Regions from separate parts of the Mus musculus genome. Here regions 1 and 3 are each linked to region 2. A link is a loop called in an ENCODE intact Hi-C map of the cell type or tissue named here. Cell type or tissue: left cerebral cortex. All regions are shown on one strand. Each heading gives the region's core, and the rest is flanking DNA. Links, peaks and the distances in the headings are about the cores only. Region 1 overlaps Zmat4 (zinc finger, matrin type 4). Region 2 overlaps Zmat4 (zinc finger, matrin type 4). Region 3 has its middle 160 kb from the start of Gm30633.

Region 1 (10,543 bases), core at 1,288-9,287, 120 kb after region 2:
AAGCCAGGATATTAGCAGGTTCCCGTAGAAAGGAAAAGGCCATCCGACAAACAGGACCCTCTCCCCATCAGAACATGACCCTACTCAAGGAATATTCTCTCTACTCATCTGGACACAGTTCCAACTCGTACACATGCAAAATTCATAGCAAACCACCCATGCCATTGGATGGTACCAAATACTTACATTTTCTGCTCGGAGCCTCTTGGCAGGACACCCACCATCCCTGGGGTGAAGCATGTAATACAGCCGGACTTTGCTGGCATGTTTTCGACTCTGGGGAGGAAAAAACACAAGGAGGTGCCATAAAAAGAACAGCCGACTTGTGAGGAGTACATAGAAATGCAGACAATGACCACAAAGGCACGTTATTTTTGGTAGAAAATACTTTCTTGTGCTCCTGAAAATTCCATGGAAGTCAGCTTCAGGTAGATTAATTATGGTAAGTTCAGCAAGCCGGTACCATTTCAGGATAATACAAATCAGCTCTTTTTATGCCGTGCATTTAGTTGTCCTCAAAAGTAAGACAGATAAGCAAACTAAATTACGTAAGGATCAACTGTAATGGAAGGAGTACCGGGATGTTCTATCTCACTTCTCTCCTGTGCTCAGACTTGGGGCATAAAGAATCCTAGGGTATCTGGCTTTACAAAGCCTAGAAACTTGTCAAAGCCCAAGTGCCCTACAAGCAAATAGCCTCAGGTGGATGGGAATGGTCTATGAGACCTTGACCTCTCCAAGGCCTACAATGAAAAATGAATTGCATATTAGTTCAATTTCCCCTAGTTCTGTGATCATATCACACACATGCACTTGCACAGACACACACATACACACACACCCGGGGCTGATCTCTACCACTTGAAAGAATATTGGAATTCTAATTTTTATGTTCTCCCCAAAGCAAGGAAGAAGAGCATACAGTCAGCAAGTGTTCCTAAAGTTGAGAGCAAACCCTGGCTCTCCCACCGGCTTGCTGCATGATATCAGGCTAGTCATCAGCTGGAGTGGACTCTGAGTCTACATGAGTTAGGTGTTCTGCTCACACAAAATGAGCACAACGCTACTGTGGCTGTTAGGAGACCTGCGTGAGATGATTTCCCACAGAATGCTGTGATCTCCACAGTCCTGCTTCCCTCCCCATTGACAGCACCAGCTCCTAACCCACCACACTCTCATTCCAACTCCCTTTCCCTTCCCGTTGGCATGGAGATCACCTCCTTCTGGGGCCCTCTGTCTCCTCCACTCCATCTTCATCCACAGTCAAGCGCAAGCCAGCCTAGCGGATGATGGCTCACTTTTATGGATTAGCTAAGAAGGCAGAGCGATTTTCGGAGAAAAGCCGGCGAGTTGTGTTTTGTTTACAGCGTGCACTATAAATCCTTCCTGCCAGCCTTTCTCATTCATCACTTCTTAATTCCATTATCCTGCCCAGAACAAGCAGAGCACACTTCCAAACAGTCCCTGGACACTTTCAAGGCCTTCAAGTGCGTTTGTGAGCATGAGGAATTTTACAAATGTTTAAGTACCTCGGTGTGGCCGGAAAACACACTGTGGTCATCACCATGTGCCAAAGTACATCCGAATTAAGGTTGTCTGAAGTGTTTTCTTGACTGGAAATTTGATAGGACAGCAAACTAGGGGCCTATGATGACATGCTAGATGACCCAAGAACATCACTCAAGTTCTGTAATATGTTTGAGAATGACATGGTACAAACTCATACTGTGTGTGTGTATAAAATATTGATTACTAAAATCTACATACGTTTTTTTTTTTTTAACCATGGAGGGGGTAAAGATAAGGGATGGTGGTATTACTCAAAGTACAGCCTCAGGCAGAAGAATAAAAAAGAAACACTTAATTCTTCAGAACACAGAGCTTGTGTAGGTGGAAGCCACATATGGTGCCTGAAAAACAGACTGGGAGTAATTGTTCATGTTCACACAGACCGAAGCAGGTGTCCAATTCCCCAGCTCCAGTATCACCAGCACACCCAGGGTGATGAGGAAGTTTGAACTCTCCCAGGGGCCTGCCTCTAACCCCCTTTCTCCCTTTCCCTGAAGTGTGTTGTTTCTCTTGAGAAGACTCTTGGTCAAAGGCAAAGTTCACCAAGTTACTTAATTGCAGTTTAACAAAACTAATTGACAACAACACAAAGAAAAGAAAAGAAAAGAAAAGAAAAGAAGAGAAGAGAAGAGGGGAGGGGAGGGGAGGGGAGGGGAAAAGAGACAAAAGAAAAGAAGAGAAAAGAAAAACAAACGGAGAAGAAATGACAATCCTTTCTCTGAATCTATTTGTGAGGAAAGAGATTGGGATTTGAGGCTTCTTAGCAATTTCTAGGACTGTACACCAGATAGTCCCCTTCAGGTTCTGAGGTCCTATTTACCCAGAGCAGGCACAGCTATTCCTGGGGCTATGACCAAAGCCTTGCACCACCATGGAAACCATGATGGCCTCCGGGTAGAAGTGAAGATACCTTAGTGTCTCCTTCATGAGTGCCCACCCTTTTCTTGGACCCATTGCACCACTGTCTCCAACTGCCAGAGTCAGATCTCACACCTCTAGCCACAGCTGAACCTCAAGAAAAGTGGCAGCCAGCCCTCTCAGTAGGATTGACCATGGGAAAGGATACCAACGCTTTGTTCTTAAGCCTTCAGCATGCTGTGACATCTCCATGAATCCTGGCTGTCCCCACATCCCCATCCAAAGACTCTGGAGCACCTAGCTGGGTGCCTCCGACTGACTCCTCTACCCCACTACCTTCCAGAAAGCCCTTTAAGTTTGGCACCGTAATGTCACTCCACTTATTCCAGCAAGTGAACTTCCCACAGAAAGTTAAAATTAAATTGTAACAAAGATGTTCATTTTAGCATTACCTACTTTCAAAAAAAATGGGACAGAAAGGCTTGGTCAACAATAGCAGTCTTGTTAAAGCAGCAGTAGAATGGCCTTATGCAGAATGGAGAAACCAGAAGCTCATTTGCCATGTAAGAAATATAAAATAAAAACTACCAAGCACAAAGCTAAACTTCGCGATGGCCACAAGTGCTACCAGAAAGTGATGAATAGGAAAAATATCTGTTAGATAAAATGGAGTATGGGTTATTATTATTATTACTATTATCTCTTTAACAAACCGCCTGTAATACCACATGAGCATGGCAGTGGCTCACATCATAGTACTCTGCTTTAAGTTCACTTTTTATCTGAATGATTACATCTGGTGAAAGCCACCATTGCTCTGAAGTGCTCACACTGTGCACTGGTATAATTGGCCCTCACCAACACTGAAAATTCAAATGTATTTTTTTCATTGGGATACTTGATACTAGATGAGCCTTCTCAACCCACTCACGCTTTAAACTTTCTTTTGGTAAGAACAATGCAATTGGGATATCCACTGTGTGGTAAATTTTCAGATTCCATGTATGGACAAGACACTGAGGAGAGGGGTCAGTGTGTCCACATCAGCAGAACTGGACCCTCTGTTACAAACAGACACAACGACAACAGATTCTTACACGTTGTCAAGATTTCTCATTACCGACAATGTGCACTGCCTTTCAAAGGTGTAAAAGTGACAGAGTCGCTACCAAGTGGAGTTAGCTTCCAGGAGAAAACAATACTTCAGGGTTTAGTTGGTGAAGTTTCAGGAGAGAGAAAAGGACGCTCACTTGAAGAAAGAAAAAAATGAGCAGGAAGTAACAGGGTCTCTCCTGCTTTTATATTTGTATTTAAAGCAAAATCTTTTACATTCTTTTATTTACTTACTTACTTATTTATATATTCACTCTACATCCCTATCTCAGGGCCCCATCCCTCTTCTCCTCCCAGTCCTATTCTTGCAATCTCTCCCCCCCATTACCCCTCCCCTTCTCTGAGAAGAAAGGGAAGCCCCTTGGAGTGCCACCCTACCCTGTGACATCTAGTCGCCATAGGCCTAAACGCATCCTCTCCCACTGAAACCCAATTAGATAATCCATTTATGGGAAAGTGGAGCCAACAGCAGGTAACAGAGTCAGAGACAGCCTCCCCTCCAATTGTTAGGGAACCCATTATAAGACCAAGCTACATATCTGCTCCAAACATGTAGGGGGCCTAGGGTCAACCCCTGAATGCTCTTTTCTCTGTGGTTCAGTTTCTGTGAGGCCCCATGGGCTCAGATTAGTTGACTCTGTAGGTCTTATGGTATCCTTGACCCATCCAACTTGCTCAATTCTATCCCCCACTCTTCCACAAGACTCAGGGAACACAGCCTGGTGTTTGGAGTGGGTCTCAAGTCACCGGTAAAACCTTCAACCAAAACTTGTTCTACTTACAAGATGTGCAGGGATAAAAGATTAAGGGAATGGCCAGCCAATGGCTGGCCCAACTTCAAAACACATCCCATGTAAGACATGACACTATTGATGATACTCTGTTATACTTGCAGACAGGAGCCTAGCATAACTGCCTCCCGAGAGGCTTCATCCAAAAGACTTGACTTTCACTGAAAGCATACGCATTCAAGCTTCCCCAATGGTCTAGGGAAATCACCAACTCTTCAACTTTAAATAAAGCCTTTGCCCTGCCCTGGGCATTCTGTTGAGTCAGACCCATCTGAAGATTAGTTTCTTTAGCCGAAACAATCTCTTGACACACAGAGAAGCTATATAAAGCAGAAATGCGCTGGGGGAACAAAGAATAATGCAAAGCCCTATTTCAGATTGCTGGGCAGAAGCAAGAAGATCATGGGAACTGAAATTGATCTGTTCTTCACCCAAATAATCATTTTTCACAATTGCACATTCCTCTTTTTAAAAGCCTAACTCAAGCTCATTACCAATGAGGGTACTGGCTTCTCCTCTTACAAGATGTGGCGGTCACAAAGCACGTTTGTATTTGCATAATTCCTCAAGCAGCCTTCAAAGAATTCCCACGTTCATCGTCTCATTTCATCCTCAGATCTCAGTTTTGAGGCTGGCAGGAGAGGTGCGATCTTAAATAATCATCATGATCCATTCTTGATTTCCAAGATAAGTCTTTCACCATCTTGTTCCGACATAGCCATCTAACTAAACCTCCTCCAGAAACCACCCGAAGAGAGCCAAGAACAGCAAAGAAACAGAGCCTAGAATGGACTGATAATTATAGAACTGTGATTCTCACAGGCCGCCATCTCTGAGATATTTTGAGACAACAAACATCAAGAGTCTAACTCACTGGGGTTTAGAGAATTGTTGTCCAGTGGGAGACAGGGATTCCCTCCAAAGCATGAAAGAAATGCTGTCCCGGTAGGAACCCATCTTAGGGGTTTTACTACTGTGAACAGACACCTTGACCCAGGCCACTCTTATAAGGGCAATATTTAATTGGGGCTGGCTTACAGGTTCAGAGGTTCAGTCCATTATCATCAAGGCCGGAGTATGGCAGCATCTAGGAATGCATGGTACAAGAGGAGCTGAGAGTTTCACCTCTTGTTCTGAAGGCAGTTAAGACTGGCTTCCAGGTAGCTAGGAAAGTGTCTCAAAGCCCATGCCCATAATGAGACAATTCCTCTATCAAGGCTATACCTCCTAATAGTGCCACTCCTTGGACCAAGCATATTCAAACCACCACAGATCCCATTTCAGGACTCATGACTTCTGGGACCTGCATGTGTCCAGGAAAACCACAAGAGTTACAGACTGCTAAGAGAATAGTCACCTCCTAGATGTCTGTAGCTTCTGCTCTTACCATATAAGTAAGCTGGGCCCAGAACCTTCCTACACTGAGTAAGTGTGCATGTTGGGTCAGATAAGCAGGAAGAGGAAAGCCTGAAGGAAGGCTTTGCTGTCTCAGAAAAGGCCAGAGATGCCTAGACCCTCCTTACAGGTCCCCATCATGGGCTCTGAGCTACTGATAGGGTCTGCAGGTACTCCTAGAACTGAAACTGGACTGGAAGATCCTGAACGAATCCCAGTAGCCTAGCTGATGCACATACAGAAGCATGTAGTAGACCTTTATGGCCTCTGGCATGCCAGGGGTGAGTGGCACACAGCAAACTACCATATGGTGTGAAGGAAAGTTCCCGTGCTGCTGGGGATGGAACCCAGGGCTTTGCTTGTGCCAAGCAGTCAATTGCCTGAGCCCCACCCACAGTCCAAGGATGGCTTTTAGCAGATCATCAGAGGAGAGGTCAAACAATTATTTTCCAAGTATGTACAAGGACAAATAGAAATAAGTCGTAAATGGTGTACACGCTGTGTCAGTTGATGAAAGAGAGAAAAACATAAACCAAGGGTATAACCTGAGAAACGAAACCAGACACCTGATTGAGATGATACTGTCTGAGTTAATAAAGGAAGGAAATTAAAAATGCCATCACATAACTTGAAGGTCTTTCACAGCATTCAAGAGTAGAAAACATACCACAGATCTTTGCAGAAGTTAAGAGAAACAAAATGTGTGTTAAAGAAAAATGGGTTCAAGTAGCGAATGGGGACTTAGGTGTGACATCGGGCTTATAATTCCAGTACTCTGAGGTAGAACCAGAAATCAGGACAAGGCAGGCTAGAATGAAGTAAGACCCACAGAGGTTGGGGAGGGGGGGAGGCTGGTGGGCATTGAAATAGAAACTTACATTCACAAGACCAGAACTCATACATTACAGCTGCATTGATACAAGATGTAAACAGATGAAGTGAAATTAAAGGCCCTCAAATGTAATGAAACCAGCTGGACCTGATCAACCTTGAGTCAGAACATTTTTAATCAGCCAAGCAAAAGAAGCAAGAGTGACAAACATGAAGTGATGTAGTGAGGGACATGCCCCCGAGAAGCACTGCTCAAAGCAAGAGCCTCAGTCAAGGGTTCTACTGCTGCAGTAAACACAATGACCCAAACAGCCTGTGGAGGAAAAGATTATCTCATGTCACAGCTTGTAGTTCATCATCTAAAGAAGTCAGGGCAGAAACTTCAGGGAAGAACTGGGAGGCTGGTGCAGAGGCTATCATGGAGAAAGGCAGCTTCTTGCTTGCCCTCCATGGTTTGCTCAGCCTGCTTAACCTATAACACCCAGGAGCACATGACCAAGGATGGCACTACCAGCAATGACCTGGACCCTCCCACATCAATCAACCAAGAAAATATCCTACATGCTTTCTCAAAGACCAATCTGGTGGGGGATAATATTTTCAATTTTTCTCCTCCAAAATGAGTCTAGCTTGTGTTACAAGAAAACCAGCCAGCACACAGCAGTATTTGCGACAGGCCTTTGACGGAATATATTGCATCACTAATTCATACAGAAAAGGCAATATTAGACTAGACAAAAGATATAAATAAAATTTTAGAAACACGAATAACCAAAGGCACTTAAGAAATTCATCCAAATGCAACCTGACAATTTTTAAATTAAAAAAAGGTTTATTTTTTTTTCTTCCATCAAAGTGGTGCTGATTCCTCAATTACACATAATCCATTTTGGCAGTAAAACTAACATCGATATTCAGCACGGAGGTAGGCTAGTCCATAGCACCTTGCTGGGGAAATTGGACAATAAGCATCAAGAAAGTAAAGCTTAATGCAGTTAACTGTCTTACTTCTATGAATTTACTTCAAGAATCAATTAAAGACCCATACAGAATCTGATTTATGAAGGCGACGATCAAAGACTGAGTCAAGTGCCCTAAATACAAAGTCAAATATTATAAAACATTGTATGACAGATGACTACAGTCATTAGCAAACGGAACGCTAGACAATATAGACAGAGTAATAACAAGAAAATGGCAGTTTTAAACAAGAACATGAAGGATATCACGTTCATAAACAAAAATACTAGAATACATGTATGCATGTTCATATCTGTGATATAAGTCTAGGAAAAATGTATTGCGGGATTTAGCTTGTCTAATTCAGCAACTTTCAACCTTCCTAATGCTCCAAAATTTTTAATTCTGTTCCTCGTGTGGCGATCCCCCACCATCAAAGCTACTTCATAGCTGTAATTTTTTTTTTTTTTTTGAGACAGGGTTTCTCTGTGTAGCCCTGGCTGTCCTGGAACTCACTCTGTAGACCAGGCTGGCCTCAAACTCAGAAATCCGCCTGCCTCTGCCTCCCGAGTGCTGGGATTAAAGGCGTGCGCCACCACACCCGGCTCATAGCTGTATTTTAATATTGTTGTAAATTGTTGCATAAATATCTGATATGTGGGGTATCTGATATGAAACCCCCAAAGGAGTCATGACCCACAGGTTGAAAACTGCTGGTCTAATTGCAAGTGATTTGAACTTTCTTATGTCCTTGATTTTTCTAAATTTCTTAGACAAAAATCATTCCATAGTTAAGGAGGGAAAATCCACAGTTTTCTCAATTCATTGCAAAAGTGGTGACTTAGTGCCCGGATAGTCTTGACTGAGTCTCATCCCTCTGTATGGAAGCAGAAAGTGCCAGCTGTCTCCAACCCACTGTTTGCTGTCTCCAAACCCACATGTTGCACTGTGAGTCAGAGAGCAACACCCAGGACCTTTAGCAGCGTGTGCCCTGATAGGAAACTGTGCTCAAAGCCTAAGCTCTGAAGAAAATGGACTCTGCCATGAAGCATGAAGAAGGGAGAGAGCCATACAGGGTATACACATACAAGATGCACATACAAGATAGAGTCACTATGACCTCTGTCTCTGTGACCAACACTCTTGTAGGTCCACCCCCTCACCCGCTCTCCCCTTCTCCCCTCTTCCTCTCTCTCCGAAGGCTAGTCATATCCCTTAGCAGAACTGGAAACAGTCACACTGGCACCTTGATGACAGACTTCTGGCTTCCAAGCTGCAAGGAAGTGTGTCTCCCAAGTCCTCCAGTCTGTTTTGTCTTGCTCCCCCAGGCCAGCTGAGAGATGCATATGCCATCTATCTAAACTACGTGTTCTTTCAGACTCCTTTTGTACGCAGAAATCGATCCATCCTTTAAAATGTGGTCTCAGAATTCCTAGAATTAGGTTACTTTGGTTTTGTTAATTTTTTTTTTCTGAAATATCACCATTTAAACCATTTGATATAAGAAATGTTTGTCCTTCATGAGTCATGTATTAGCATGTGCTCTATCAGGGCACATGCATTTGGATTGGAGAAGACCAAGGATAGAGGGGTATTCTGTACCATAATTGTATAAAGATATTTGTACAGAATCCAAACTGCTGACTGCAAGCGCAAGCGACTACATCGGCGCATTACAATTTTAAATCAAAGTCTTGCAATTTAAAAAAATTAAATCACTACCAAGACATGGAGAAAGGATTTTTTTCCCCTGTGGAGTGTCTGGAGATAAATGGATTTCCATGATGTCTGTTTATTCTGAGCAGTCAGAAGAGAAGTAGACAAACAGGCCCATCTAGGCCTGCCTTTCTTTTGCTATGGGGGGGGGGGGGGTCATGAAAATGATACTCTCTGCTAAACCCCTTACAGAGCAGTTAATGCTAGAGAGGATCAATGATTAAAGGAAAAGAGGCCAGGGCCGTTTGAAGAAACAAAGCCCCCCAGATCCTCTGAAATCTGAAAGCTCTAAAGCTTAGTCTAACACCATCCAGACCTGCACTGTGACCTTCCAGGGACTCTTGGTTTCCTTGAGAACGTTCATAGCTGGATTACAGGGAAACCTTAACAATGCATAAAAATACCACCTCCCAAATAAACCCTTCTGTAGCCATAAGCAGAAGACACGTTTGAGTGAAGTCCAGTCTATGGAAATTACCCTGTAATTAAGAGTATTTGCCCTGTATGGCGGTGAGCTACAAGCTATTCCAATAACCAAAAAGAGATCTGCAGAATGAGTGGGCTCACATGTGCTGCTCAACCTGTCTGATGGCCTCTTCCCTGTCCGATGGCCTCTTCACTCCATATAACATTTTCATATTAAAGTCTCCTTTTACCCTGTAATTTCAAGCTATGATGCACTGTGTAAGTACTCCCAAACTGAATTCTGTTCTTACTAGATCTTTAGTTCCTCTTTATTTTAGTAGACCTGATCCATTTCCATATGCACTTTTAAATATTCTTCACAGAGCAGTTTTCTATAAATGCCCGCTAACTGTTTAAGTAAGCAGGTGGATCAGATGACAGGATAAAACTTGGGTGGACTCCACTTTAAACAATATATATGGATAAAACACAATAGCTCCTTGTCAGGGAAATTATTCATCCTTCAGAAAATTATATTTTAAAAGACACATTACTTGCCTACACTTGAAATGTAACTACATTTAATTTTTTTTTTAACAGGGAGAAGGAGAAATACCTGTCTCTGGGGATGAGTGCCCAAACTGTCTATCTAATGCCAAGTGTTCAGCCCTGAAATCATATCCATATAAATAAAACTAAATGGACTCAGCAGGATTATGTTTTTATATCTTTAGGGACTAAATATATAAACCAAAAAAAAAAAAAAAAAAAAAAAAGCTGGAAGAGACGAAGCCATGATTTTGAGAAAGGAAAATGGGAGGAGTCGGAGGAAAGAAAGGGGAAGATGAATGTAATCGTATTTTAAATTAAAACAATAAAAAATTATGTTTGTGTTATTATTAAAA
Region 2 (10,543 bases), core at 1,749-9,748:
TAAATTTCCTAAATATAAAGCAATAAAATGCTTACTTATTCCAGCACATCACCTGCTAAAATATGTTTGTCAAACAAAGAGGAAACATGGTGCTTTAGGGCTGGTGTTCAAGATCTGAGGGAACTTCAAGGAACAGGGCTGTTCAGATGTCACTGCTCATTATTTCAGGCATGATGCCTACCTGATGAGCCCTGTCTCACAGACTAGACCTGGTCTGGGCTCCTACCACAGCTCGTTGAATTGCAGTTGCTGCCAGTTATGTCTGAATGGCAATGTGCCCCTTCTGTGTGCACATCCTAAGACTGACCCCATCTCCTGCTGACAGTTCCAGGATGGTTAAGCACAGCAAACTGATCATTTTACTCTGCCGCTGAACTCCTTCATAGACATGGTGAAGGGACTCATTTGGCTGCACCCAGAAGCCTACTTAAGTCCTCTGTGGTCTTAAAGCTCTCTTAATCACCAAAAGGAGAAACGTTGAGTTGATGGTTGAGTTGTGTCACTTATGACAGTGGTTGCCTGGTAGCCAACATTCATATGGTACTCTCACCCACAACAAGAGCCTCACTGTTTAGTGAGTCTTCAAACAACAGGGAATTAAAGTCTGGTTGGGAAGGCAGGCAAAGCTGCTATCATCTCTCTGGTTGTAAGTATGTTCCACAGTGAAGACATCAGGGCTGGTATTATGTCATCTGCCTCAGATGAAAACAAGCTAGGGTTCACAAGCTCCTGGCATCGCTTCTTTCTGACACCACTGGAACAACCTTTGAGAGCAACCTTTTACTGAACACATGTACACAGTGACTGTGAATATAAATGCTGAGATGGATGGTCGGCCTTTCTTTCTCATACTAACAAAGCTTTGTGTGTTGGCTTCTTAACAACTCATTTTCACTGTCAACCAGTGGCAAACTGAGTAATTTTCAAAAGAGGAATTATTTGTATATGAGATGATTACATTCTATGTTTGGCCCGGGAAAGGGGGAAAGGACAGTAGTTGAAGTGTTAAAAAACCCCTAATTCATTGATCTTGTATCTTTAGTTAAAAATGCAAGAAGACAGAAAACTTGATCAAGTCATTGTTCCAAACCTGCATGACAAAAGTCATGGCCAAAAGACATCAACTCATGTCATTCCAGGGCTGACACATTTAAGCCTTAGTGACCAGAGAGTGGTCCAGGAGCTGACCAGTGTGATTACTCCTTCAAAAGGATACTCTGAAGGGATAACTACAAGAGAAGAGAAGTGTTCCTGCTGCCAACCACCTGCATGTCCTGGACAGCTGATTCCACCCCTCTAAGCTTCAGGTCCCAGAAAAAGAAAATGAGATGATTTGCAATTCTACAAAGCTATTTCTTGTATTTGCACGCAGCTATGAAAACAGGTATCGAGAGAGATGATGCCAAGCAATCTGAGGAACCTGAATCAGAGGATAGAACCGTAATGGTCTATAAAATCTCATATGCAAATAGGAGGTGTGGATGGAACCTGCGGTGCATACATTATTCAACATTTGAATTTATGTAACTTTCAAACAGACCTAGAATACCCTGATCTTTATTCATTCTACAGAGAACTCAAATAAGCAAGTCTGTGTCTGGCATGGAAATTCATGGAAGACTCCTGAAGCTCTGTCTCCTCTTCCCCCGGGGATAAAGGCAAAGAGAAATATTCAGTCAACACACTTACACATAGGAGCTGAGTGGGAGAAGCCATAGCTGATTTGTTCTAATTCCCAGTCCTGCTCATTGTCTCTCAAAATGAAAAATGATCCCTTGCAAAAGTATAAATATCTGTCCTTGTGGCTGTGTTGCTACTGGTCGCCTAGTGCGAGCCCTGGAGTTTGAACTGCTGGAAGCGAGCCAAAATCAGCAGGTGATTTTATGATACATGACTTACCACTGGGAGCAGAGCTAAGTCCTGGACTCTGCAACCCTCCCGCCTTTTGCTTTGCAATTCTGACTATACACGGCACAAGTTACTCACTTGCAGGTCTCTGCTGCTTCTTCAGTAAGATGCTCCTAATAATGATACATTACTGTGCTTTATGTATGACAAAGCACAAAGATTCAATGAAACCATGAATATGATTCTCCTCATATAATGGCTTTGTAATTACCAGCCTTGGTTACTGGCTCTGTTATTAAGCTACAGTCGGGCTACTCAGCTCCACACAGTTTAACCATATTTAGGATTTTTTTTAATGTTAGTTTTTTATTTCATTGCAGAGTAACGAGCAGACTTTTTGAAGCCTAATGTTTAGAAATGAATATAGGGTAATTTTTGCTAGATATATACATAGTCGGTTCTCATTATTCATAATAGTTTTTAAATTGTGACCAGGAACAGTGAGTGGTAAGCTAGTGCTATAAAAGGAAGCTCATGAGGTTGCCGTCACATTCTGATCAATGGATCAGCGCATGATCTTGATGTGTGTTTGTTTACGATACATTACTTAATGCACAGATTGAATCCATGGCTAGCGGTGTTCTAACTGAGGCTTGAGAGAACCTGAACTAGTGCATGCGTTTTTGCCATACCTCCACCTGCTTGCTTTAGGGACGCTACACAGCTCCTCGACACAACCCTTGAGAAATTATAATTGGCAAGTCAGTGGAGGAAAAATCATAGTCAAAAGGCATCACCCTTAATAGAAAGCAAAATGAGGACACTGCTAATCCTGTGACAGCTGACACCAGCAGGTTAGTCTTGCCTCCTTCAGCCTCAGGGTGGAGCTTTCCCATGGGGTGTCTCAGATCTCTCATGGTTCTCTACATATGTGGGAATAACTACAAGGTGATCTGGAAAGCCTGAGCATTTCAGTGAATCCTTACTCACCAATGATAGGGGTTGACATATATGCTGATATACACTTACATGTATTTATATAGGACAACGCATTCACTCTGTCCTCACAGTGAGTGCTATACCAGGCTTTTCAGTCTGTATCATCTGTTTTCTTGTCCTCCTTCTACAATGCATTTGAAGGCTAGTGTACAAATAAAAATGTATGCAAACTTGCATAGGTGACCCAGAATTTAAAAGAGGGTCTGCCTCCAAAGGCTGGGGTTATGTCTTAGATTCTAATCTATACCATCCTTTCTCAGGAAAAGCTTTTTGTAAAGTCAAGAAAGTGAGCACCACCGTCTTTGAAGTTTAACCAAGGCTATTCACCCGAAAATGAAACCATAAATATTTCAACACCTATCATTATTCTAATGTTTGCTCCCAGTTCTACACATCCAACAGATATTTGCTCTGTGTACCAAACGCGATGGCAAGCTTGGCAGCAAGACTGAGGAAGCAACACCAGGGTCCCTGCTAAGCAGGTCTCAGGGCTAGACTGCAGGGATTTCCCAGTATGTTAAGGGAGGTTCAGCACCACAGGAACGTCAAAAATGAAAGAAAGGTTATTGCACGCTTTAGTGTCATTACTGTCAGGCTAATGATATTTGGGAATTTTATAAAACACTGATCTCCAGATCTACTTTTCTGGGAGTGATAGATGCATTCATAAAAGCTTCCAGGTGAAACAGAAACCCGAAAGGACAGTACATCAGAGGGATAGATTAGTCACTCCATGAACAGCAATACTCAACTCCAGAGCATCACTAAAGGCTTACGTCTCATTCTCACATTTGTAGCCTGGCCATAGAATGACACCTATGTTATACCTATTCATAACCAACTTAATGTCCAGGGTAGGAGGTGAGCAGGTTTCAGATAAGCAACATGTTTGCCATGCGCATTAATGAACCCTCTAATAGGAGATAGAGCATCACCTACCCATTCAGATTATGTACTCGCAATCTAAACTTTCTCTTCAATTTATGGCAGAATATGGGTACTGCCTGCAAAGATGCCTTTCTAGGTTTCAGATTTCCTCTTTCATTCTTTTGTTTCTTCCAAAGTATTTTAATCCTAACTTTTTCATACTTGAATTTATATTATAAATTACATCATTTGCCCCTTTTCATTTCCTTCCCTCCTTCCCTTCCTAAATCTCTTCTGTTGCTTTCTCTCAAATACATGGACTCTTTTTCTTCAATTGTTGAGATATATATATATATACATATATACATATATATATATACTATATATATATGACACTATATATATGTGTAGATATATATGACACTATATATATATAAAGAACACTATCACTGAGCTGTATCCCCACACCATGCTCAGCTATTTTGACTCATCTTCTCTGCCAGGTTCCTCTGACTCTGCATATCAGCCTGCACTTTTACACTCAGACTTGTTCTCATGTAGGAACCAAACACCAAGTTCTATTTTTCTATCATTCACTATCCTGGAAAATCACTGCAGTCAAGCTGGTGTCTGGGAATGAGCCAGAAGGGAGAATAGCTATGGAGATAGGACTCCTTTATGATGCAAGTTTAGAACTTGGCAAAGTAAATTAACCCAGTGGATTCACCTTGGACAACCAACAATAGAACAGCTCGTGTGCGAATTATATGTCCCAGAGAAAAGTCCAGAACAGAGTCAGTAAAAATAGCCGCCTTTCTGGAATGGACAGAGTCATTTATGGTACTATAATCATGTGGCAGATGTGTCCTCTGATTATGTTATTGGCTCATATAGTCATCATAGTAATGAAAGGGAAACATAGGAAAGTTAAGTCCTTCACTAATAATTACTGAGATTTACCCACGAATTATGCAAAAGCCCACAACATATTTTCTGAGGTTCCCCAAAGCAGGAAGGATTCCCAAAGACTAGGGGAGTCTGATAGAGGATTTAGCAGGATGGGAGGTGCTTAGATACATACTGGAAGAGTGAAGAGCATCTCAGGTGTGGAACAGCTACAGGCAGGGCACAGCTGGGATTCAGAAGTCGAGCATCACATTTGAGAATGTGAGTCAACAAAGTGAGAAAGGGAACGGCAGCTAACGCAGAGCACATATGTCAAGCTTTCAAAACTTGGGAGAGCGACATGTATACTACCTGGAAACCAGTCGCCCATGGCTGCGCATGGGTGTGGGGGAGCAACTCTACCCAAAGGATAAGATCCATATGAAGATGGAGTTCCAGCACTGCCAGCATGCCCTGCCCACAGTCATGGCTGCCCTTACGCTGCAGCTGTGGGTCCCACGACAGCATGCAAATTGTACATAAGGGTGACAAGTCAGCTCCTTCTTAGGAAAATTAGTCCCCACTGTACCTGTGACAAAATACCAAAGAGTTAGTGGCTTCCATAGAACACACACTTGTAATTTTTACCATTCCTCGGGTTAGGAATGTAAAACAAACTTCACTGGCTAAAAGCTACATTGTCAGGACTACACTCTTCAGGCAATTCCAGAAAAGAACTCTCACCTTCCCCCAGCTCTGCCATCACCCAAAGACAGCTGGACCCTTCCCAACCCCTGTATCACTCAGATGGACCCCCTTGCCTTCCTTTTTCCCTTCGGAATACATCTGTGATTGTATTGGATCTACCTGGATACTCCTGAATAATCTTCAAGTTTCAAAGTTGATGAACTAGTCTCTGTGATCCCACTTGAAACTTTGATGCCCTGCCACTATGATAAGCTGGCTACACAGGTCCTGGGGAATATCTTTAAATAATATTAGTTTCCCCTCAGCTGCCTGGTATTGTGCTCCTGGGGAGCCACCAATGTCAGACCTGATACCATCTATCTTGTCACTTGGGAATCATATTACACAGCTACAGTCTCAGTGTAGCAGCATCGAAGATGGTCTATATAGGAGGCCAGGAGGACACCATCATGCAGCTCAGAGCCTGAAGGATGTCGCCGGCCTGTTTAGTGCATACCCTGCTGCACAGGCAGGGGAAGAATGGCTCTTCTATGGTCTCTGGGCTTAGGTATCAAGCTTCTATCTGTTTAGTTACCGCTCTTACTCTCTGATAACAGAAATCCTTCTATATTCCTGAGACAGAGACTCTCTCTGGAGTCCTAATCCTGGTATCTGATTTCTTATTTTATCCTGTGTTTCTGTCTTTAAAACTACTCCCTATTGCTTCCACTTGCTAGTCTAGGACTTTAGCTCCTGTTGGCTGACTGTATCTCTTGCCTTCTGAAGGCTTATTTTGCAGACCTTGATTGCTCTTTTGCCCTCCACAGCCCTCCCCAGCCTCTAGTCCCTAGTCCCTCCTTTCATTACCAACAAAAATGTTCCCCCTTTTCCAGCAGCTCCAAGTGTCAGACTCTGCCTCAGCCCACAGAAACACAGCTCAGAAAGTCTTGTCCTAAGAGATTCAAATGCAGTAGCTCTTGTGTTCTAGGCAAGGCAGTAGCAAAACAAATCCGAGGCTCAGGACGTGGAAGGGAACCAAGCTCTTCCCTCGCAAGACCAGGGAGATATATGCAAATGTATGCACAGCAGTAGAACAAAACAACAGACAAGAAGACTGAAGTTGGAGAGGAACGTGTTCCTGTTCCAACCAGAAAGTATAAAACTGACTCTGGTCGCACTTTCCCCGAGCTCCTGGTTCCTTGGATCCCAGGTCAGTGCTCTTTCCAGCCATCCTATCAGTGGGTCTACCTGCATGTGTCAGCCGTCGGGAAATGTTTGATTTAGAGGGCTTTGAAAAGTCATCTAAGCTAAGCAGTAACTAACCACTTATGGAACCCCAACTGGAAAAGCTCCAAGAATCAGCAGCAGACTCCTCATCAACAGCTCCCACATTCGCATTCTGCCTGTGAACATCTCTGGGTATCAACAGAATCTTCCCGGTCTTGAGCTCCCACCTAACTCTGACGTTCTGCCTACTCTCTGGTTATATCTGTTGCTCTTGGGCACATGAGCAAACACACATCTGCACACAAAACACATGCTCCACAATTACAGCTCTTTCCTATGATAGTGTTTTAAAGACTTTCTCAAGAGTGATGTATTTTATATACTAAACAGACTCAATTCATTTATTCATCCTCCAAGAAGAGACTTCATGACATCATTTTCTTACTGTTTGGACCCTAATTTCTTCAAAAAGCCCATTTCCCTCGCATTCATGGGAACTGGTAGAAGCGAGTGAGAAAGCACCAAGTTATCAGGCATAGACATTTCAATGACACAGTAGGATTTTCCACTCTCCATGCCCTGAAAAAGGCACTTCTGGTGAGTGCTTACCTCCCTAGTAGACACCTAAAAGCAAAGTGAGTCATGAATAAAACTCCAAATCTGGGATCTCAAACACAGGAGCCCCAATCCTATCCCCTGCAAACATTGGAAACTATAGACACTGCTCTTCAGTTGCAAGATATCAAACTCACTCTGGACTTAGGATTCAATAACAGCCACTCACAATCATTTTGGTCCTTTGGGACTCTGCTCTAAGACAAATCTCAGGATGCTGGTTACACTATGAACATATCCTCTCTCCTTCACTGTCCCGGCCTCCCAGGGCTCTGCCACAGCCCATCAATCAAATCAGTGACCCTCTCAATTGTGCCTGGCAGTGACTCTGAAGCAGAAAGAAGCATGCAGCAGAATCAGGCTGGAGAAAAGGGACCCTGAAGGGTAGATTGGGAATTACCTGTTCATTCAATCTTGCAATTCCCCTGAGACTCCCTTTTTTATGATATGAGGAGGAGTCATGGAAAGGTTCAAATATCAATAGATTTCTTTTTTTTTTTACTTTAAAAATAGTCATCATTGTTTTTTATTAAAAATTGTCTGTATGAGTTTTGAGTGTCCAGCCATAAATTAAACTTTGTCCTGTTGCTATAGTGATAGCTAACTGACACAGCCTTCTTCTGCTTTCTGGCCTCTCTTTGCACAGCCCAGTTTCTCTGGTCTCACTGCAAATGACATTATATGGCAGCATAAATCACCCTTCCCACTTGGACAGAATCTGTACCTCAAGTTCTCTGGTCCAGCATCCCTCCATGTGCTTTTGTCTTCACAGCTATATCCAGACCAGAGATTCTAAGACAAAAACCAAGAAGGCATGGAACTGGTTTGTGTTCCAGTAGGTTGGCTATGCAATTTAGAAGTCCTAGTAAAGATGTTCTTATCTGAAGAAGGCAGCTCAAAGGGCATTAGGTCCCTCGGAATGCTTAATTGATGTCTGATATGAGTACAGATGCAGGTGGAAGAGACAGTGATTCACGGGTCCTGATTGTTCTTCATTAGATGAAATATGTCCACTCAGAAATCACCAGAGTTTGAGAGGCAGTGGTTCACGATATGGCAGCATAAGAGGCATACCTGAGCAGGGTATTGCTTCTCTCTGGCATCAACATTCAGTGAACTAGGTTTTGCATGTCTGGTTTGTTTGTTTGTTTGTTTTCCCCCTTTTGTTTTCATTACAGATAGGATTTCAAGCCAGCTAAGCTGATCAGGCAGGACTAGCCCATGTGTACATGTGCACGGGGAAGCTTCCGGACTGAGCTCGCTCTAAGTTGCTGTTAGGAAAGGCTGTGGCCTGCAGAGGAAGGCAATGTTATGCTAGGCAAGGAATCCAAAGCACCTTCAATGCCATGGCTTGGGTCTTTTCCAGCTCCTAAGTCCTTTCCCTTACAATAACTGGGTTTGTATTTTAGACCCAACACCTGAAGCCTGGGACCAGGGTCCTGTTCTCTTTCCTGTGCTGATTCTCCAACCCAATTCCTGCTCCCTAACTGATACTCACCTGTGATCCTCTTAAAGGGCATCTCTTCGGATTCTCCCCAAACCTCTGGTCTGCATCCAAAGTCCTGCTGCCAAGGACTGTGGGCAACATTCCTCGATCACTCAAGCTTTCTGCAGCCACACTAACATGCTAGCCTTTGTCCCACCCATGGTCTCCCCTTTAGCTTAGGACACACCTTCCATTGCCTACTTCTACATATTTTTGTGCCCAATGGCTGGCAGAATCCCAAGCCTGAGGTTCAGTTTAGCTTCTTGGGACTCCAATTTGGTCTGTGGTTGGCACCTTCCAAGATTCTTTCTGCTCAAAGCAGGTGGATAAGAGGGTATAATAATCATGGAAAATGGATGAGAAAGAGTCTATGTCTTAGCCAGAGTTTCTATCCCTGCACAAAACATCACAACCAAGAAACAAGTTGGGGAGGAAAGAGTTTCTTCAGCTTACACTTCCACACTGCTGTTCATCACCAAATTAAGTCAGGACTGGAACTCAAGCAAGTCAGGAAGCAGGAGCTGATTCAGAGGCCATGGAGAGATGTTCCTTACTGGCTTGCTTCCCCTGGCTTGCTCAGCTTGCTTTTTTATAGAACCCAAGACTACCAGCCCAGGGCTGGCACCACCCATAATGGGCCCTCCCCACTTGATCAATAATTGAGAAAATGCCTTATAGCTGGATCTCATGGAGGCATTTCTTCAAGGGAGGCTCCTTTCTCTGTGATAACTCCATCTTGTGTCAAGTTGACATACAAAACCAGCCAGTACATTCTAGGATATGACAATTAGATTTCTCTGCTCCCCAGTGGAAGATGCTTCAAGCTGATAGTGTAATTTATCCTTTCCCATTCTGGTCTTGCCTAACAGGTTCCTTGATCTCTGTAACCTGAAGAGCTAAGATAGCACCATAGACAGCAAGAACCCAGTTTAAAGGGCCTGAATTTTGTCTTTGGAATACATGTATCCATGTGTCTAGTGTGTGTGTGTGTGTATGTTTTAATGTTTTATTATATTTTTTTGGAGGGCATGCTTGTCTTAGTGCTTATGTAGAGGACACAGTTTAAGTTTTTTTTCCTTCTGAATTACAGAGACAAAGTTTGGAGCTAAGACAAAAGGATGGACCATCCAGAGACTACCCCACCTGGGGCTCCATCCCATAATCAGCCACCAAACCCAGACACTATTGCATATGCCAGCAAGATTTTGCTGAAAGGACCCAGATATAGCTGTCTCTTGTGAGGCTATGCCAGTGCCTGGCAAATACAGAAGTGGTTGCTCACAGTCATCTATAGGATGGAACACAGGGCCCCCAATGGAGGAGCTAGAGAAAGTACCCAAGGAGCTGAAGGGGTCTGCAATCCTATAGGTGGAACAACAATATGAACTAACAAGTACCCCTAGAGCTCGTGTCTCTAGTTGCATACATAGCAGAAGATGGCCTAGTCAGCCATCATTGGGAAGAGAGGCCCCTTGGTCTTGCAAACTTTATATGCCTCAGTACAGGGGAATGCCAGGGCCAAGAAGTGGGAGTGGGTGGGGAGGGGAGTAGGGCAGGGGTGGGTATAGGAAACTTTCGGGATAGCATTTGAAATTTAAAAAAGAAAATATCTAATAAAAAAAAAATAAGTGCACAAAAAAAATTTTTTTTCCTTCCACCACAGAGGTCCAGGAGTCAAACTCGGGTTCTCAGGTTTGCTAGTAAGTTTAGCCACTGAGCCATCTTGCCAGCTCCTGTCTTTGCAATATATTGAGAGTTAATAAGCTATCCTTGAGATCTATGTCCTAGTTCCTGTATTATTTAAATTCCTGAAGATGGATACAAAACCATAAAGAACTATTTTTGGCATGGGATAGTTTTTGATACATAAATAATCATTTTCCCATTTGCGAGCCAATGTGATAACAAAGATACAGCCTCTCTCCTCGC
Region 3 (10,543 bases), core at 944-8,943, 320 kb before region 2:
TGAGTTCGGCAAAAAGAGGGTCAAGCAGCGGCAGGGGGTGGTGGAGAGGACGTGGAGTCTTCAAAATAAGGACAAGTGCTCCCATCTTCCCACAAGTGTGTAACTCAGTGTCGCCAAAGGTTATTAGCATTCCTTACGTCTTCCGGAAGAGCCTACCCTCTCCTAGTTCCTGGGCACATTACATTTGTCTTACAGTGGAGGTGACCAGACCCTCTGGGAACCTGAAAACTCAAATAATTTGCTTCAAGAATATGAACAGATTTCTTGTTCTCTCTTAAGAGGAAGATGTTCCACAATGCCTAATCTAACCTTTTCCCTTTCCTTCAGGGTTTTCTTTTCTGTTTAGACTCTTTGGAGAAGAATGGGCCATTAGTCTCAGTCTATTGGAAAGATGTGTAAATGTACTCTGGGTTTGGCTTCCTCCCACAGCGTTACTTTTTAATGCAGGGAACAGCCCCCAGGACATTGTCCACAATCAGCACAGCCTTCTCTACATCAGCCACAGAGCAAAGGAGGGCAGGGTGATTGTCTTATGCAACCTCTGTCTAGAGACCTCTGAGTTAAGAAGCTGGAAACCCCGTGGAGAGTGTTTAGGGATAGGGCAGGGACATTCTCTCTGCACTTCCATTTCTTGACTTCCAAACTCAAGAAACAAGAAAAGCTAATCCCATCCCTCAAGAGCACCCCTTGTTCTAATTTTATAGCAATAGAAGGGAAAGAAACTCTGAGTCCTGGTACTCTTGGACCTACCATTGCTGAGAGGTAGAACTTCAACTGAACCCAGAGCTTGCTAGGCCCTCCACCAGACCACTTCTTCCAGGGCACAGGAGACATCCACATTGCTGAACTACATTTCTTTACTGCTCTATTCGCCCTGGGAAGATCACATTCTGTTAATATAACCCAGAAAACCCAAGAAGCAGTCCCAGCAGAAACCTATCAGGCACACTCACTATACGTGCTTCTCCCAGAGACAAAATCATCTGGCTGGAGACCAGATTTGTAAGCTCGCAAGATCCAGGAGTTTGAGTGTCCCTGTCTTAGTCTGATATAATACCTAAGACATTGTTTTCCCCCAGAGATCATCCCTTTCCTCGTTATTATTCATACATGCTCTCTTCCACCCAAGTTCCAGCTAAGCTGGTCACATTGCTGACCTCGGTCTGGTCTCTGCTACTTGAACCTACTTTCCCATTGGAGGATTTGTCTTTGTTGGTTACCAGCTTTCGTTTTGTCCTAGCTACAATCTTTCCTAGCTACCATCTGAAGCCTCAGTAGCATCCTGATTCTGACGGTGGCAGCACGTCTCCTCTACCCATCGCTAAGGAGGATGGCGTGGTAATCCCCCAACTCTTGAGATTTAGGCCATTGGCTTTTCTCTTATTGAGTTGCTAGTGCATTGTATATATCATAAATATATGTCCTTTAGTATATGTATATAATTTCTTTCCTTTTTTTGTATCTGAAACAATTTCCTTATAGAGGTCTTTCAGGTTTATTCGCAGATATTTTATATATTTTTAATTTCTCATTTCTTTCTTAGTAACTTTATTATATATATGAAATGAATATCACACATACACTTGTATCTAAAAACATACACACACATGCATGCACACAAACACATACACGCATATACACACACAAACACACATACACACACAAGAACACATGCACAGATTGAGGGGGAAGAATTATTTATTTTGAACTACAAAGGACTTGGAGGACCCCCAAAAATCCAGAGAAAAAAGTATAAACCTGTGGCTCTCACAGCATCTTACTTTCAAAATACGTTATAAAGACACAGTAATAGATCAGCATGTGGCTAGCATAAATTAATCGATATACTTACAAACAACTGATTTTCTAGAATGCTATAAAATTTACATTGCAGAAAAGCTAATGTCTTCAATAAACAATGCCATAAACCAGGTATTCATATAGAGAAGGAACCAGACCCGAGACAGATTGACGAAACAGACTATAGAATGGGAAAAAGCATTTGCAAAGCACATACTCGATGAAGAGTTAGTACCTAGAACAACTCAAACAGCTCACCAGGCTAAAAGTCTCATTAAAAATCACACAAAAGTCATGGACAGACTGTTTTTTTTTTTTTTTAATGATTACCTCTCATGCATGCAAATGCATGCGTGTGTGGGCAAATGCACCACAATGCATACATGGACGTTGGTGCGCAACTTGTAGGTCTTGGCCTCCCCCTTCCACCTCTGGAGCCTATGGCTAGACCTCAGGGCATCAGGCTTGGTGGCAAGCCCATTTACCTGCTGAGCCATCTCACTGGCTCACCACTGCTTAAAAGAAGGCAGTTAGCTTGGCCAACAAGTACGTGAACAAAACTAACATCACTAATTATTAGGGAAATGCAAATCAAGAGCATAATGAAATATTATTTCACCATGGCCAGAATGACAGCCATAAAAAAGACGAAAAAAATTAATAATTTTGGCGAAAACGTGCGAGAAAGACCTCGGCACACTGTTGGGGAAATGTAATTAGCACAGCCGTTATCAAGGGCCATGTAGAAGCTCCTTAGGGAATGAAAATAGAACCACTGTATTATCCAGCATCCAGCTAGTGATTATACAGTCCGAAGAAATACAGTCATTACACAGAACGGATACTAGAATTTGGGTAGCAGGTAGCAAAATGCAACTGGACAGGGGCTTAGCTGTAGTGTGCATGGCACAGGAGGGTAACTATAACCTCAAAAAGCTTATTATTTATTTCAATGTAACTTCAGGGGGGATGGTTTGGAAGTTCTCAGGAAGGAGCTGTAAATGCCAATTTCTTTGATACAATCATTGCATATTCATACATGTGTCATAGTATGGTACCAACAAAAATGCAGAGATAATATCAATTAAAAGGGAATGACCTTTTCCTGCGAACTGTAGCAGGAATGGATATTTTTATAATTTATTTTTATGTTATATGCATCGGTGTTTTGCCTACATATATGTTGGTGTGAGAATGTCAGATCCTCTGAAACTGGAGTTACAGACAATTGTGAGCTGCCGTGTGGGTGCTGGGAATTGAACCCAGGTCCCTTAGAAAAGCAGTCAGTGCTCTTAACCGCTGAGCCATCTCTCCAATCCCCTAGGTATGTGTTTTGTTTGTTGGTTTGCTTTGGGTTTTGTTTTTGTTTTTTTAAAGATGTGATGTTCAGTTAAAGAAGTCAGACCCAGAAATCTCAAATTGTAGAGTTACAGTTATGTTAAATATCCACCTTAGGTAAATTCATAGAATCATGGTGAGGAGTGATAGCTTCTGAGCCCTGGATTGAGGCTGATTGAGTATGGGGCTTTATTTAGGGCTCACGGATGACTCTACACCTAGAAAAAGTCACACAGCATCACAAACACACTTTGTGCTCATGTTCAGAGAAAGACTTTGAAACTGTAGCATTTATGCTGTGCAGATCTTATGTCAATTTAAAAGTCATCTGGATGTGCTTGTAATCTCATATGTGCTTCCATTCTGCTGGCTGCTTTTCCCTCTGTCCTGACTCCCCCCCCCACACACACACACACCAGCCCATAGCCCACTCCAATGGGAAATTCATCATGAGTTAGAGACTCCACTTTTGAGTCTCATTTGCACAACATTGGCCCACACTGGTCCAGCCAACAGACTATGGCATGCTCAGATCAGAGCAGTTCTGCAGTCCCACTGAAAGCCAATGGATCCCATGCTGATAAGTAGCCAAGAATAACCAGGGTAGGCAGAATGTTTCTAAATAGAGACACCACACACTTGCAAGTGGGCACGAAGCAGAATATGGCAGAGCCCCAGGAAGACAGCAGATGGGTGGTTTTAGACACAGCTGCTGTCACTGGGCAGAGGAGACATGCCAGCCATCATAGAGGTGGGACAATGGGGGGTTGTCAGGAAACAAGTACCAAGGGCTTGGGGAAGGTAAACAAGACCTCTCATTTTAAACTCCATAGAAAGATGATAGCATAAGGTTGGGCATGGGGGCATGGGAATCTCAAACTGGTAAAGTGCACAGCCTTGGGATGGGGTACTACACTGTGGTATTCCGAGGTAATTATGCCACTCAAATAGTGCTGATAACACATCAGACCCCATATTTCCTGCCCACCTACATGGCCACACATTTGAGAAATGAGGGCAACTCTTGCCTCCTCTCTCCAGTGGCTTTTGTTGAAATGCATCTCACCCCATATTTCCTGCCCACCTACATGGCCACACATTTGAGAAAGGAGGGCAACTCTTGCCTCCTCTCTCCAGTGGCTTTTGTTGAAATGCATCTCACCCCATCTGGTCTTTGTTACCTTGTGGAGACTGTTCAGACCTCCGTGGACTGTGATTCATTTGAAATCATGCCAGTCTAAGCTTTGTGCTTTTACCCTGTGTGTGAGCAAACATATATTCTAGGGCTTTCTGTTCTGTTGCTCTGGAAGTCACGTCCAGGCAGTCTGGCTTCAGAGGTCTTTACTCTTTCCATTTCAGCAGAACAAGCTCGTGTTGTTTACTTTATCCCAGGCACTGGGCTAACTGCTTTAAAAGTACAGAGTCATATTAACACATGAATAATACAAGTGATCCAGCTGCCTTTATCCCCCTCAACATCAGAGGCTTTAGAAATTAGCATGATGAATATTAAATATGAGTTCTCATTAGATGAAATGACTGGAATTAAAACATGAGACATGACTGTACTACCACAGAGGGGGGAAAAATAATCTCATTTCTGGTTGAACATCTGATCATCTGTAACACTTTCTCCAGGGACGGCACTTGAGGTTTGATCTCGGAATCATTAACTGCTGTCCACATTCTGGCCAGCAGAGTCCAATATTTCTATTCTGGAGTAACCAGTTCTACTGGTAAAAGCCATATCATAGGACACTGGCTACCAGTCTTAAGGCTGAGTCTGTACAGGGATGGGTGATGGTCTTTAAGAAAGGCAGAAGGCTTGAACCTGTCACCTCACCACAGAAGATATGTGGACTATTTTATGCCGATTTGTCAATAGATGTCTGTTTAATTAATGCCTGACTATGGAGAACCACATGCGAGACTTCTCTTTGTTGTTACCTTGTAGCAAGACGGCAGGCTTATTGCTGATTCTTGCTCATCATTTTAGCTGGAGACTTTTTGTTTTGTTTTGTTTTGTTTTTTAGTTTTGTTTTTATTGTTTGTTTTTTGTTTTTTTGTTGTTTTTAAACTTTTTTATTAGATATTTTCTTTATATACATTTCAAATGCTATCCAGATTATGGGATAGATCCCTGGGTAGGGTGGTCTCTGGATAGTCCATCCTTTTGTCTTAGCTCCAAACTTTGTCTCTGTAACTCCTTTCATGGGTATTTTGCTCCCTATTCTACAGAGGAATGAAGTATCCACCCGTTGGTCTTCCCTCTTCTTGATTTTCTTGTGTTTTTTAGCTGGAGATTCTTATCTATCAGGAGAAAAAGTCTGCAAGGGCAGTCTTCACGACCTTCGTGACTGCCTTTCTCTACAGCAGTAAGGTTATCTGGATTTCAACATTGTTTAGATACATGCCCACTGTTCCCTGCAGGACCTTCCATGCAGAACATCTTTGTCCATGGTACCTGTGTGTCTTTCTTCGGATGGACTGGCAGTCACCGTTTCTTCTCCAGTAGTGTATCTAGTCTTAGGATGTGAATAAGCATCTATGAACATCTCCTGCTGGTAGCCAGATTTGAGATGTTCCCATGCTTCCTGTCTCTTGGTAGTAGTAGTAATTACAGTCTGTGTAGTCCTCTCCTTGTTGTACCAGAATTGTTTTGTGATGTAACAAGCCATAACAAAGTAATGGCATGCCTTTGCCAATATTAAATATTAAAAGAAAGTCACACCTGTTTAGGTTGCCTTTGGTCTCACTTCTGTGACTAGGTGATGTAGCCGCTGAAAGAAAGATAAATTCCCTGTAAGCAAGTTAGGATGTTTTTGACTCCTAGAAGATGGGATGTCTTCCTGCGTGTGGTGGTACATTTGTAGTCCTAGCATTTGGGAGGCTGAGACAATAGGATTAATAAGTCAAGACTGGATTCTGTCGGGACCCTCCTTGCCTGCCCTTACCTAGAGGGTTCTCCCTGGCTACACCCATCCGGTCTGCCTAGCTAGGCTTTAAACATCCTTTGACATAGTCTAGCCAAGTAAGTCTACCTGATGATATTCTCTTCCATGTACCTTCCCTAAGCCAGCAAATCTAGCCTGAGTCCCGCATCCAGGGATCCAGACAAATTTCACCCTCCCAGGTTATATTATCTCCAATTATCTAGGTTTCTTCTAGGACCCTCCTTACCATATTCCCATACTCCAGACATAGACCAGAACTTACAAACTATATGCCATCCAAGACATCTATGTCTATCTGGCTGCATTCTACATGAACCATATCCAACCTTTAGGCTTAACTAGACCCGTGCATCCCTACCTGCTCTGTATATCAGACATATACTAACCAAAATAACTCCCCATGCCCAGATCTTATTGCAAAAATACAAACAATAAGAAAGCTCAAGGCACTTTCTCCCTACCTTCTCCCTGACCTGCCTCCAATTCAACAGTCCTGTAGAAATGTTCACCAGTAAGCAAAACCTAGATGAACCCAAGAACATAGAATTTAATTATTAAAAATGTATTTAAAAAAATTCAAGGAGTTTAAGGAAGGCACAAACAGTTCAATGAACTTCAAGAAAATGAATGTCTGAGCCATGCCCAGGAAAACACAAATGTAAATGTGATAGAAATGCTAAAGACAGTACAGGATTTGGAAACAGAATTCAATAAAAAGAGAGAAACATTGAAGAAGACCCAAACCAAAATGAAACTGGAATTGAAAAAAATCCAATAACCCAGCTAGAAAACTCAAGGTAAAACCTTCCACGTAGAATGACTCAAGCTTAAGAAATAATGTCAGGAGTAGAAGATACAATAGAGAGTTTCTAGACAAAATAAGTAAGAATTGTGAAAAAAAAAACATACAATTAAGGAACACATAGGAGACATAGACGAGCATGAAAAGATCATTTTCAACACAGAATTTTGTATTAAAAACACAGAATCCCTGGTCAATGGCCCAGATGAGATCCTCACCTCGATCACAGAAGTCTCTTCCAAACTAAGGAAAGTCAGTTGTGTAGAGACAAGCATACAGAACGCCAAATAGACAAAACCACTTAGAAAACCACTGAATCACATCACATCGCATCACAGAGAAAACACTAAGTGTACCGAAGAAGAAAGTGTATTGGAAGCTGCAAGAGAGAAAACATAGCTCATATACAAATGAAAATCCATCATGACAATAGCTAGTGTCCCAAGAGACATTTTGAAAGCCAGACAAGCCTGGAGTGACAAATACCAAGTTCTAAAGGACCAAGAAGACCAACCTTAACTAATGTACCCAGCAAAATTGTCTGCCATATTTGAAGGAGGAAGAATTACTTTCCATGACCTAAACTGCCTAAAAAAAAAAAAAAAAAATCAGACTCAGCAGACCATTCCTAAAGAATGTACAGGAAATATTTTAGGCTGAAGAAAAGAGTGAGAGCACCCACTCTTTCTAAGAGGCATTTTTAAAAAAACTACAAAGCCATAGTTATTAAAATATCAAGTGCCACTGAGAACAAACATATCACCCAGACTCAGCAATACAATCACTACAATCAACACACACCTCCTAATAACTTTAAATATTAATTTAAATATTTAATAAAGAATGGTTTAAATCCTTCAATGAAAGGAAACAGCCCAGATTACTGTGTTAAAACCCAAAATCTATCTATCCTTTTTTCTACAAAAAAAAAAAAAAAATTCCACCTTAACTTTAAAGATCGGTGCTATATTAAAGAGGAAGAATGGGCCACACCCCTCTAGTCAAATGGAATCAGGAAACAAGCATAATTTGCTCTCCTAGTATCTGATATAATAGGCTTCAAATTAAAACTAATCAGAAGAGATAAGAGAGACATTTCATTCTAATCAAAAGAACAATTAACCAAGACAATATCCCAGTCCTAAATATATATGCACCAAACTCTGGTGCACTGAATTTCATAAAAAGTGTCCTACTGGAATTAAAGACACAAACCAATATCAACCCACTAATAATAGATGAATTCAGCCCCTTGCTTATTCAATAGACAGGTCATCTGGACAAAAACTAACCTCAGAGAATTATCAGAATTGAGTGACATCCTATATTAAGTGAACTTAAAAGATATTTGTAGAATGTTCCACCCAAATACCAGATGTATACATGCTACTCAGGAGCAAATTGAAACTTTTCTAAACTACACCACATTCTGAGACACAAAGCAAATCTAATCAGATTCAGGAAGGTTGAGATAACTCTGTGTATTATATCTGATCTAATACAATAAAACTTAAAACTGACAGGAAACAAATCTCTAGTAAGTATACACATATGAAGATTGAAAAACTAATTGCTGTTTGACAAATAGATCAGAAAATCAAGAGAGGAATAATAAATATCTCATCACTAAATCAAGATGAAAGAACAACATGATAAGACTACTTCTGGGACTCATTAAAGGCAGTTATAGGAGGGAAATATATAACATTAAATACCTACAGTTAGAAACCAAGGACAAACCACATCCAAACCCACTAGACAGGAAGGAAAAGTAAAAACCAGAGATGAAATTGATAAAATAGAATCAAAGGAAACAATACAAAGAATCAACAGACCTAAGAGTCTTGTTTCTTGAGAAGATAAAAACAGGGTCAACAGACTCTTGGCTCAACCAAGCAAAAGAAAACGGAGACCCACATTAACAGAATCAGAGACGAACAGGCAAGTATTAAAACAGACATCAAAGAAATTAAGAATATTGTAAAGGAATACATTAAAAAAACCAAACAAACATCTACTCCATTAAATTGGAAAGCCTGGAGAAATCTCTTGATTCAATCAAACCTCCATGATTAAATCAAGACCAACAGCCTAAAACAGGCTCATAACAAATGATATTGAGAAAGTAATAAAAAACTTTCTCTCTCTCTCTCTCTCTCTCTCTCTCTCTCTCTCTCTCTCTGTGTGTGTGTGTGTGTGTGTGTGTGTGTGTGTGTGTGTGTGTATGCATACATGTATTCAGGGCCAGATAGATTCACAAGACCCAAAAAGGATTTGTACATGTAGAAGGAACATCCCAAGTTAATTTATGAAGCCAGTATCATGCTAATACACAAGTGATGTAAAGACGAAACAATGAAAAATAAGCCTACAGGAGCATTTGCTTGACTAACACAGATTCTAGCATGCTCAGTAGCATACTTGCAAACAGCACACACACATACATCCAAAAGATCATCCAATCACAATCAAGTTGTTTTTATTCTGGGAACACAGGGATGACTCAACATACCCAAGTCAATAAATGTAATAAACCACATATAGGGACTTTAAAGACAAACACTACCTGGTTATCATCTCAGGAGATGCTGTTAGCATGAGAAATGGTATTCCCCAGAGAAGAGATCCCATTTGGTTATCTAATATCAAATTGTCATCTCTGAGATCATCTATATACAGATTACATGGACTGAGTGTGTTGTATTTATCAATACATGCATATGTATTTACTTCATATAAATATATTATATGAACAAAGACAAAGCAGCCATGAATTTGAGAGAGAGCAGGGTATAGGGGAGGTACGTAGACAGGGTTGGAAGAAAGAAAGGGGAAAAATAATGTAATGAAATTATAGTATTTAAATTAAAATTATTTAAAAAGTTCAAGCCCACAGAGTAAGAACATGTTTCAGAAAACAAAAGTAATTATTATTATTATTTTTTTAAAATAAAAGTACCTCCTTGTCCATGGGAACCAGATATTAAGGGATCTTTTTGAGGCTCAAACATTGACGCAGGCTGACCTAGAGTTCAGGTGACTATCTGACATTTTTAAGTCCTCCTATATTATTATGAAGAAGAGAGATTGTTGCTATTACTTTGAGCAGCCTTTACTGCCATTCAGTAAATGCAGGAACTCAGAATGTCCAAAAGTAGTGTGCTAGAGGGAAGTGCCAGAAAGAGTTCAGGTGTGTGAGGTCAGCGTTGTGACATTAAGGTCTTGGGATAAGAAACCATTGCTTGGATTTGATGGGGTGTAGCTTGGCTGGGATGGGGTCCAGGTTTAGCTCTGGCCAATTTCTGGGCAGTGTTAGGAAAGTCATACACTCTCAAACCTGGCTTTATTACCTGAAACATTACTGCAATAATCTATGCTTCATGTGTTTCTTAGAGAATGAAATGAGTTAAACTATGTAAACGGGTTCAGTAAACTATGAAACACTGCAGAACTATGAGGGATTTCTAGCATGTACCCACAGCGGTTCAAAAACCCCAAATGTAAATTCACAAATTAAAAAGTCATTATGTGCTAAAAATTTTGTTCCAAACCTAATTAAATTAGAACAATGGTTCATTTGTCAGTTTGGATGCTAAGTATCCAAACAGCTACACTGCAGAATGTAACTAATGAGCGGGAATGGGCCACA

Evidence for each region. Peaks named below come from ENCODE experiments on the same cell type or tissue, not always from the same donor. Only the 100,000 strongest peaks of a DNase experiment are listed, where the experiment ranks them.
Region 1: it touches region 2 in a loop (2.6-fold over the local background); 4 of 42 quality-filtered maps call a loop at or near these places.
Region 3: it touches region 2 in a loop (4-fold over the local background); 4 of 42 quality-filtered maps call a loop at or near these places.

What each region holds. Positions count from the first base shown.
Region 1 is chr8:23,787,075-23,797,617 of GRCm38, reverse strand. Zmat4 (zinc finger, matrin type 4) reads right to left here. Exons shown (of 7, transcript NM_177086.4): 3 at 187-276. Among named protein-coding and RNA genes, the nearest start is that of Zmat4, 120 kb to the right of the region's middle. In left cerebral cortex, for the core only: no CTCF peak of the experiment used is centred there; DNase peaks (open chromatin) are centred at 1,926, 2,795 and 5,075; H3K27ac peaks cover 1,862 bases.
Region 2 is chr8:23,903,521-23,914,063 of GRCm38, reverse strand. All of the region lies in intron 4 of Zmat4 (zinc finger, matrin type 4), which reads right to left. Among named protein-coding and RNA genes, the nearest start is that of Gm51564, 140 kb to the left of the region's middle. In left cerebral cortex, for the core only: no CTCF peak of the experiment used is centred there; DNase peaks (open chromatin) are centred at 2,784, 4,304, 6,325 and 6,659; H3K27ac peaks cover 7,437 bases.
Region 3 is chr8:24,221,569-24,232,111 of GRCm38, reverse strand. No RefSeq gene overlaps it. Among named protein-coding and RNA genes, the nearest start is that of Gm30633, 160 kb to the left of the region's middle. In left cerebral cortex, for the core only: no CTCF peak of the experiment used is centred there; DNase peaks (open chromatin) are centred at 3,788 and 4,230; H3K27ac peaks cover 2,037 bases.